Linked DNA regions of Homo sapiens: region 2 is linked to region 1. Evidence: chromatin loops called from intact Hi-C (ENCODE). Cell type or tissue: GM12878. All regions are shown on one strand. Links, peaks and the distances in the headings refer to the core of each region. The heading gives the core; the rest is flanking DNA. Region 1 has its middle 99 kb from the start of LINC01907. Region 2 overlaps SP100 (SP100 nuclear antigen).

Region 1 (6,871 bases), core at 2,377-4,876:
CAAAGAAAAACAGAAGATTCAAATGAGCACAATCAGAAATGACAAAGATGACATTATGCGCCTGTGGTCCCAGCTACTCAGGAGGCTGAAGCAGGAGGATGGCTGGAGCCTGGGAAGTCGAGGCTGCAGTGAGCTGAGATTGTGCCACTGCACGGCAGCCTGGGTGAAGAGCAAGACACTGTCTCAAATAAATATTTTTTTACATAATCATAATCCTATTAAAGAGTGGGCAAAGGACATGAACAGACACTTCTCAAAAAAAGACATACAAGTAGCCAACAAACACATGAAAAAATGTTCATCATCACTAATCATCAGAGAAATGCAAATTAAAACCACAATGAGATACCATCTCACACCAGTCAGAATGGCTATTATTCAAAAAAGAAAAATAAGAGATGTTGGCCAGGGCTGCAGAGAAAAGAGAAGGCTTACACATTGTTCTTGGGAGTGTAAATTACTTCAGCCACTCTGGAAAGTGGTTTGGAGACTTCTCAAAACACTAAAAACAGAATTATCATTCAACCCAGCAATCCCATTACTGGGTATACACCCAGAGGAAAATAAATCATTCTACCAAAAAGACACATGCACCCATATGTTCACTGCAGCACTATTTACAATAGCAAAGCCATGGAATCAACCCAGGTGCCCATCAGTGGTGGACTGGATAAAGAAACTGTAGTACACATACACCATGGAATACTACACAGCAATAAGAAATGATTCTCCACATGGTCAGCTGGAGATCATTATCCTAAGCAAACTAATGCAGAAACAGAAAACCAAATGCTACATGTTCTCACTTATAAGTGGGAGCTGAACATTGGACACACTTGGACATAAAGATGGGAACAGTAGACACTCGGGACTAAAGAGAGGGGAGGGAGGAGGGCCAGGGTTAAAAAACCACCTATTGGGTACTAAGCTCACTACCTAGATGACAGATACAATCGTACTGCAAACCTCAGCATCACACAATAGACCTTTGTAACAAACTTGCACATCTACCCCCCACCACCAAATCTAAAATAAAGTTTGAAAAAGAAAAAATAAAAATAAAAAATTAGTTGCATTTCTATAATATATACTAACAACAAACAGCTTGAAAATGAAATTAAGAAAACATTCCCATTTACACTGGCATCAAAAAGAATAAAATACTTAAGAATAAGTTTAACGAAGGAGGTAAAAGATTTGTACAATAAGAACTATAAAACACAGATGAAAGAAATTGTAGAAGACACAAACAGAATAATTAATACCATTAAAATGCTCATGCTATACAAAGTGATCTGCAGATTCAGGCAATCCCTATGAAAATTTCAATGATGTATTTCACAGAAATTTTTTTAAAATCCTAAAATTTGTGTGGAGCCAAAAAAGACCCCAAATAGCTTAGGCAATCTTGAGAAAGAAGAATGAAGATGGAGGCATCACACTTCCTGATTTCAAAGTATATTACAAAGATATTGTAATTAAAACAGTATAGTACTTGTATAAAAAACAGACACATAGGCCGGGCATGGTGGCTCATGCCTGTAATCCCAGCACTTTGGAAGGCTGAGGCAGGTGGATCACCTGAGGTCTGAATTTCGAGACCAGCCTGGCCAACATGATGAAACCACATCTCTACTAAAAATACAAAAATTAGCCGAGCATGGTGGTGGGCACCTGTAATCCTAGCTACTTGGAAGGCTGAGGCACGAGAATCGCTTGAACCTGGGAGGCGGAGGTTGCAGTGAGTCAAGATTACTCCATTGCCCTCCAGCCTAGACAACAGAGTGAGATTCCGTCTCAAAAAAATAAATAAATAAATAAATAAAACAGGCCCATAGACCAATGGAACCCAATAGAAAGTTCAGAAATACACCCATATATACATGGTCAACTAGCCTTCAGCAAAGGCACCAAGAATACACAACGAGAAAATGATGGTATCTTCAATAAATCATGTTGGAAAAATGAAATATCCATATGCAACAAGAATGAAATTGGATCTTTATCTTACACAATACACAGAAATTAACTCAAAATAGATTAAAGAGTTAAAGGTAAGATCCAAAACTGTAAAATTCTAGAAGAAAAGAAGAGAAAAGCTCCATGTCATTGGTCTTGGCAAAGTTTTTTTGATATGACACCAAAAGCGCAGGCAGCAAAAGCAAAAATAGACAAGGGGATTTTCCACAAACTAAAACACTTCAGAGCGGCCAAGGAAATAATCAACAAAATGAAAAAGCAACCTACAGAATGGAGAAAATATTTGCAAGCCATATATCTGATAAGTGTTTTTTCTTTAGTTTTAATATCTTTTTTAAATATACTTAATTTAATTTTTGTGAGTACAGAGTAGGGGTATTTATGGTGTATGATAAGGATTAAATATCTAAAATATATAAAGAATTCATGCAACTCAATAGCAAAAAAAAAAAAAAAACACATAACCCAATTGAAAAATGGGCAAAGGACCTGAATAGACATTTTTCCAAAAAAGATATACAAATGGTTAAGGGGTTTATGAAAAGGTGCTCAACATTACTAAACATCGGGGAAATGCTAGTCAAAACCACAATGAGATATCATCTCACACCTGTTAGATGGCTATCACCAAAAGGTCAAAAGATAACAAGTGTTGGCAAGGATGTAAAGAAAAGAAAACACTTAAATGTTGTTGGTGGGAATGTAAATTCCTGCAGCCATTCTGAAAAACAGCGTGAAGGTTCTTCAAAAAATAAAAAATACGGGCGGGGCACGGTGGCTCAGGTCTGTAATCTCAGCACTTTGGGAGGCCAAGGCAGGAGTTTCAGACCAGCCTGACCAACACGGTGAAATGCCCATCTGTACTGAAAATATAAAAATTAGCCAGGCGTGGTGGCATGCACCTGTAGTCCCACCTACTCGGGAGGCTGAGGTAGGAGAACCATTTGAACTCGGAAGGCAGAGGTTGCAGAGAGCCGAGATCGCACCACTGCACTCCAGCCTGGGTGACAGAGCAAGACTCAGTCTCAAAAAAAAAAAAAAAAAAAAAAACTACCATAGGATCCATCAATTCCCACTACCGGGTATATATCCAAAGTAAATTAAGGACAGGCACAGTGGCTTAACCCTATAAATCCCAACACTTCTAGTTATACGGTATAGCCGTAAAAAGTGAAAGCATTACCTTGGATATTTGCATACCCATGTTTACAAGAGCATTCAGTGGCCATGCACAATGGCATGGTATTCAGCCATGAAAAGGGAATAAAATATTGATATGTGCTGCAGTGTAGATGGACCTTGAAAACACTGGGCTAAGTGAAAGTAGCCAGACATGGAAGGACAAATGTGTGATTCCACTGATCTGAGGTACCTAGAATAAGCAAATTCATAGAAACAGAGAATAGAATCGAGGTCACCAGGGGATGGGAGGAGGGGGAAGGAATGTGGTGTTATTTGTATAACGGGTAGAGAGTTTACATTGGGAATGACAAAAAAGTTTTGGAAATAGTGGTGACGTTTACACGAATGTATTGTGAATGTATTTAATACCACTGAATTGCACACTTACAAATGACTAAATGAGAAATTGATAATGCTAAATAGTCATATATATTAACAATGAAATGATAACTATTATGTATACTTTGCTACAATAAATAATAATAATAATGATAATGGGAGAGGACTCATGTTATTTGAATGTGGAGCTTCGTGTTAATTAGTCCAACTAAGCTATCACATGCTGCTCTCTGGAGCGTGGGGACAGACAATAGCGCTGAGCATAACTGGGGACAGAAAAATAAATTGGCGGGGGCAGGGAGGCTCAGCTTAGTTGAGAGTGGGATTTTGTAGAGAATGAATGTCATGACCAATATCAGAAGTTTCTCAGAGCCACAGTTGAGCTGCTTTTTCTGCTGGTTTCAGGTGACGGCAAAACAGTGGCACAGGTGTGGGCCTGAAGCCCGCATAATGGAGCTTTCCCCTCCTCCCTGGATTCAGCCACACCCAGGACGAATGAGGTTTGGCTGCAAAACTTAATAGTTTGGGGGGTTTGGGGGTTTTTGTTTTTTGTTTTTTGAGACCGAGTCTCACTCTGTGTCCCAGGCTGGAGTGCAGTGACATGATCTTGGCTCACTGCAACCTCCACCTCCCGGGTTCAAGCGATTCTCCTGCCTCCGCCTTCCCAGTAGCTGGGATTACAGGCCCCGCCACCATGTCCGGCTAATTTTTGTATTTTAGGAGAGATGGAGGTTTCACCATGTTGGCCAGGCTGGTCTCAAACTCCTGACCTCAAGTGATCCACCTGACTCGGCCTCCCAAAGTGCTGGGATTACAGGCGTGAGCCACCGCACCCGTCCAATTTAATGGTTTAAGAGAATATGAGGCCAGGCACAGTGGCTCACACCTGTAACCCCAGCACTTTGGGAGGCCAAGGCTAGTGGATCACTTGAGGTCAGGAGTTCAAGACCAGCCTGACCAACATGGTGAAACCCCATCTCTACTAAAAATACAAAAACTAGCCAGGCGTGGTGGTGCACACCTGTTATCCCAGCTACTTGGGCAACTGAAGCAGGAAAATCACTTGAACCCGGGAGGCGGAGGTTGCAGTGAGCCAAGATCATGCCACTGCACTCCAGCCTGGGTGACAAGAGCAAAACTCCGTCTCAAAAAAAAAAGAGAAAACAAAACAAAAGTGAGGAAATCAAGGGGAGGGAAATCACTGCCCCAGCTCAGGGTTCTTGCCCCGAGGAAGGAGCTGCACTGCCAGAGTCCCTTTCAGGCACCCTCCAGGAGGCCACCAACCCCCAGCTGCAGTGCCTGCATGACAAAAGTTCAAGTTCAAGGGCCTGGCTTCCCCTCTGTTCCCCGCCCCCACACCCCCACCCACCCCCAGCAACACAGACAGGAAGCAGGGCTCACTTCCTGCACCAGTGCACTTACAGGAAGTCAGCTGCTATCACAAGTGCAGCCACCTGAGAGCCCAGGCCCTTTCCCAGAACCCCACCCATACCTGGTGGGGCTGATGTCCAGCTAGGGTGCTACACTAAAGCCCTACACAGTACTGAAGCATTAACACGCTTTTAACCCAGTTAGGGAAAAGCCACTGCCCTGAGCCCGTTGAAAGAGCTCAGGAAATGCCACCCCAAAATATGCTGCTTTGGTGTGCCGATCACTTTGAGCTGAAGACACTTGAGAAAGACCAAAGGCAGAGAGACGTTTTCCCTGAACTCCCCCTGTCTGCCTAAAGACAGATCCCCAATCCCCTCCCAGGGAGTTTCGGGGAAATGAAAATCAAAACCACAGTGAGATACCATCTCACACCTGTTAGATGGCTAGCATCAAAAGGTGAAAAGGTAACAGGTCTTGGCAAGGATGTAGAGAAAACACATATATGTTGTTGGTAGGAATGTAAATTGGTGCTGCCATTCCGTAAAACAGTGTGAAGTTTCCTCAAAAAATTAAAAATAGGGATTAGGTGGGGGTGGCTGGCAAAATGGCCAAATAGGAACAGTTCCAGTCTGCAGCTCCCAGCAAGATCAACATGGAAGGCAGGTAATTTCTGCATTTCCAACTGAGGTACCTGGCTCATCTCATTGGGACTGGTTAGACAGTGGGTGCAGCCCACAGAGGGTGAGCCAAAGCAGGGTGGGGTGTCACTTCAACACCCAAGAGGTCAGGAAACTCCCTCCCCTAGCCAAGGGAAGACATGAGGGACTGTGCCATGAGAAACAGTGCACTCCAGCCCAGATACTACACTTTTCCCATGGTCTTTGCAACCTGCAGACCAGGAGATTCCCTCAGGTGCCTACACCACAAGGGCCCTGGGTTTCAAGCACAAAACTGAGCAGCCATTTGGGCAGACACCGAGCTAGCTGCAGGAGTTTGTCTTTCCATAACCCAGTGGCGCCTGGAATGCCAGTGAGACAGAACCATTCACTCCTCTGGAAAGGGGGCTGAAGCCAGGGAGCCAAGTGGTCTAGCTCAGCAGATCCCACCCCCATGGAGGCCAGCAAGCTAAGATTGACTGGCTTGAAATTCTTGCTGGCAGCACAGCCATCTGAAGTTGACCTGGGACACTTGAGCTTGGTGGGAGGAGGGGCGTCCACCATTACTAAGGCTTGAGTAGGTGGGTTTTCCCTCACAGTGTAAACAAAGCCACTGGGAAGTTCGGAATAGGTGGAGCCCACCACAGCTCAGCAAAGCTGTTGTAGCCAGACTGCCTCTCTAGATTGCTCCTCTCTGGGCAGGGCATCTCTGAAAGAAAGGCAGCAGCCCCAGTCAGAGGCTTATAGATAAAACTCTGACCTCCCTGGGATAGAGCACCTGGGGGAAGGGACGGCTGTGGGCGCAGCTTCAGCAGACTTAAACATTCCTGCCTACTGGCTCTGAAGAGACCAGCAGATCTCCCAGAACAGCACTCAAGCTCTGCTAAGGGACAGACAGCCTCCTCAAGTGAGTCCCTGACCCCTGTGCCTCCTGACTGGGAGATACCCCCCAGCAGGGGTCGACAGACACTTCATACAGGAGAGCTCTGGCTGGCATCTGGCAGGTGCCTCTCTGGGATGAAGCTTCCAGAGGAAGGAACAGGAAGCAATCTTTGCTGTTCTGCAGCCTCTGCTGGTGATACCCAGACAATCAGGGTCTGGAGTGGACCTCCAGCAAACTCCAGCAGACCTGCAGAAGAGGGACCTGACTGTTAGAAGGAAAACTAACAAACAGAATGCAATAGCATCAACATCAACACAAAGGACAACCACACAGAAACCCCATGCGAAGGTCACCAACATCAAAGACAAAAGGTAGATGAATCCACAAAGATGAGGAAAAACCAGCACAAAAAGGCTGAAAATTCCAAAAACCAGAATGCCTCTTCTCCTCCAAAGGATCA
Region 2 (2,500 bases), core at 1-2,500, 150 kb before region 1:
GGTTCTGAGTGGAGATTGTGAATCAGGGAAGACATATGGAAGGACTATGGAGAAGTCAAGGAGAGAGTTATATGAGCTTCTAACCAGGTGCAGGGTCCTGGAGAAGTGGCCATGACAAGGCATAGTTGGCTCAATAACCATGAGGGAATCAGAACCAAGCGTGTCAGTAGGCCAGATTTACAGATGCCGACTACCTAGAAGTAATTGTAATTTAGAAAGGTCCCTGTAGGGGATCAGTGTGAAGTTGCAAAGGGTTAAGAACCACAGCCCGTGGCCCGTGGTCAACATCAAAGAGGAGACCCCTGGGGAAAGAAAGGCTCCTGTTTTACCTGTACTGTCATATTCACAACACTTCTGACACCAAACATGTCGGTGATCTCCCCACATCAGTCAGTTCTCCAATTCTCTGTAGATACCATCTGATATCTTATAATTTAATTGAATTCTGGCACTAATTGCCCAGACTTGGCACGGACTCCGCAGGTTAAGGGCTCATTCCCATAAGAATGCCCCCCACTTCAGATGCCAGTTGCAAGTCTCAGGTTGTGGCCTGTGCCTGTAAATTGGAGGTTCCCGCAAGCCCTTCATTGGCTTTCATACTTTCCTAGTAGATCACACAGATCTCATGGAAATGTTGACTTATATTTGACATTTATTATAAAGGATACAACTCAAGAAGAGCCAAGTGGAAGAAATGCATAGGGCAAAGCGTGGGGAAGGGCACAGAGCTTCTGCCCTCTCTGGGACACGACTCTCCTGGCACTTCCATGTGTTTGCCAACCCAGAAGATTTCTGAACCCAGTCACTTAGGGTTCTTTATGGACATTCCATTATACAGCCTGGATTGATTAAATCATTGGCACCTGATTATTAAGTTAACCTCCATCCCTCCTCTCCCCTCCCTGGAGGTCAAGAGGTGGAGCTGAAAGTTCCACCCCTCTAATCTCATGTTCAGCTCCCCTGGCAACCACACCCCAATCCTTAGGGGCTTTCCAAAAGTTACCTCATTAACATAAACCCAGGTGTGGTCGAAAAGGGGTTGTTATGAATAACAGAAAGTGCTCTTTTCACTTGTTATGACTTAAGATGTTTTAGGGTTTTAGGAGCTCTGGCCAGGAGCAGGGAATTAAGACTGAAATGTATATTTCTTATATCACGGGAGAAACTTGGTGATGGCAGAAGAGGGGACAAATTTAAATGTGAGGATGTTGTTCAAGAGCAGGAATATTCAAAGAGAAAGGCGGTCATGTAGAGAGACTCAGAAAGGAAGTGATGCACATGGGAAGAGGATGTAAGTACCTAGAGGACAAAGGAAGGGAAATGAAACCGTGAAAAGGGGTAAAAGACAACAAAAATAACCTTGTCATTAACAGCTCACTTTGATTGAACATCTACTCTGTGGCGGTTGGTTTAATGCTCATGACAGCCATTGGAGATTAATATTACTTATATGCCTATTTTGCAGATAAGGTAACTGAAATCCAGAGATACCACAAATGGAGTTTACATAGGGTCAGATGAATAAGGAAAAACCCAGATGTTCTACCCCAGAGCCTGCATTCCTAACCCTGTGCTATCCAGGCAATCTAAAAAAATAAAAACAGAAAAATGAAACAAAAATGAGGAAATATTTGCAGACAAAAAGATCCAGAAAAAAAGAATACCAAGAGCTGGAGGAAGTAGAGGCTACTCAGACACTGAGTCCTCATGGAAAAGCCAATGAGAAAGCATGAACAGATGTGGAGAGGGAGGGTGTTGTGTGAAAGGGGGTGGGCATGAGGCAACCAGGACTTCAAAGAAACTGAGCTAAGGGCCCTGGGCAGGGTAGCTCTGGGGACAAAGGCAGGATCACTCTGCCATCATCACTTACCAGAGTGTCTCACAGAGGACACGCAGCAGAGTTGTCTGGCCAAGGCCCCTGTCATCCAGGGGTGCAGCTGACCCAGTCCCCTACTCTCAAGGCTGGAGTCTGACTTCAGTAATTAGGTAGCATCTGCCAGCTCCAGGTGGCCTTTGCATTGAGACCTAGAAGGGGTCTTTAACTCCTACGTTACAGAGACCAAAAAGGGATTAGGGGAGAATGGCAAAATCCATACCTCGATTTCTGAAATAAACTTCTAATTTCTTCCTGCCAGGAACTGGTGAAAACTCTTTTCGAAGCCTGACTTGGCCACCTTCGGGTTCCCCATCTCATGCTGGTTTGTTCCTGTTTACTACTCTTTGAGCCTCTGCTATTCTTGCCCCTTTCTGGAATGTGCTGTGGGGTTGCCTCTTTGTGTTAATGATTGTCCAGAATTTTCAGGTTTTACATCTACAGTTTTTCCATTTCTGGGATTTAAATAACAAGTCCTTATCCTCTAGGTTGCCTAGGAGGGTTTCTTCCTCCCACACCCCTTAATCACACTTGCTGCTGGTTCCTGCTGCCGCTGAGCCTGGTCGTTTTACCCATGTGCCTGCTTCACCATTTTCTGCCTGCATCTGCTTGAATCTGGCTGTTGCC

What was found. Hi-C counts contacts between places; a loop is a spot of excess contacts. Peaks named below come from ENCODE experiments on the same cell type or tissue, not always from the same donor. Only the 100,000 strongest peaks of a DNase experiment are listed, where the experiment ranks them.
Region 2: it touches region 1 in a loop (2.9-fold over the local background); 5 of 110 quality-filtered maps call a loop at or near these places.

The regions. Positions count from the first base shown.
Region 1 is chr2:230,597,881-230,604,751 of GRCh38, forward strand. No RefSeq gene overlaps it. Among named protein-coding and RNA genes, the nearest start is that of LINC01907, 99 kb to the right of the region's middle. RefSeq lists an enhancer at 4,560-4,689 and a silencer at 4,830-4,909. In GM12878, for the core only: no CTCF peak of the experiment used is centred there; DNase peaks (open chromatin) are centred at 3,851 and 4,834; H3K4me3 peaks cover 1,835 bases; H3K27ac peaks cover 2,500 bases.
Region 2 is chr2:230,446,953-230,449,452 of GRCh38, forward strand. SP100 (SP100 nuclear antigen) reads left to right here. Exons shown (of 29, transcript NM_001080391.2): 6 at 2,136-2,198. The region is part of intron 3 of LOC101928816 (a long non-coding RNA gene); the gene reads right to left. Among named protein-coding and RNA genes, the nearest start is that of SP100, 32 kb to the left of the region's middle. RefSeq lists an enhancer at 988-1,257. In GM12878, for the core only: no CTCF peak of the experiment used is centred there; a DNase peak (open chromatin) is centred at 1,109; H3K4me3 peaks cover 509 bases; H3K27ac peaks cover 2,500 bases.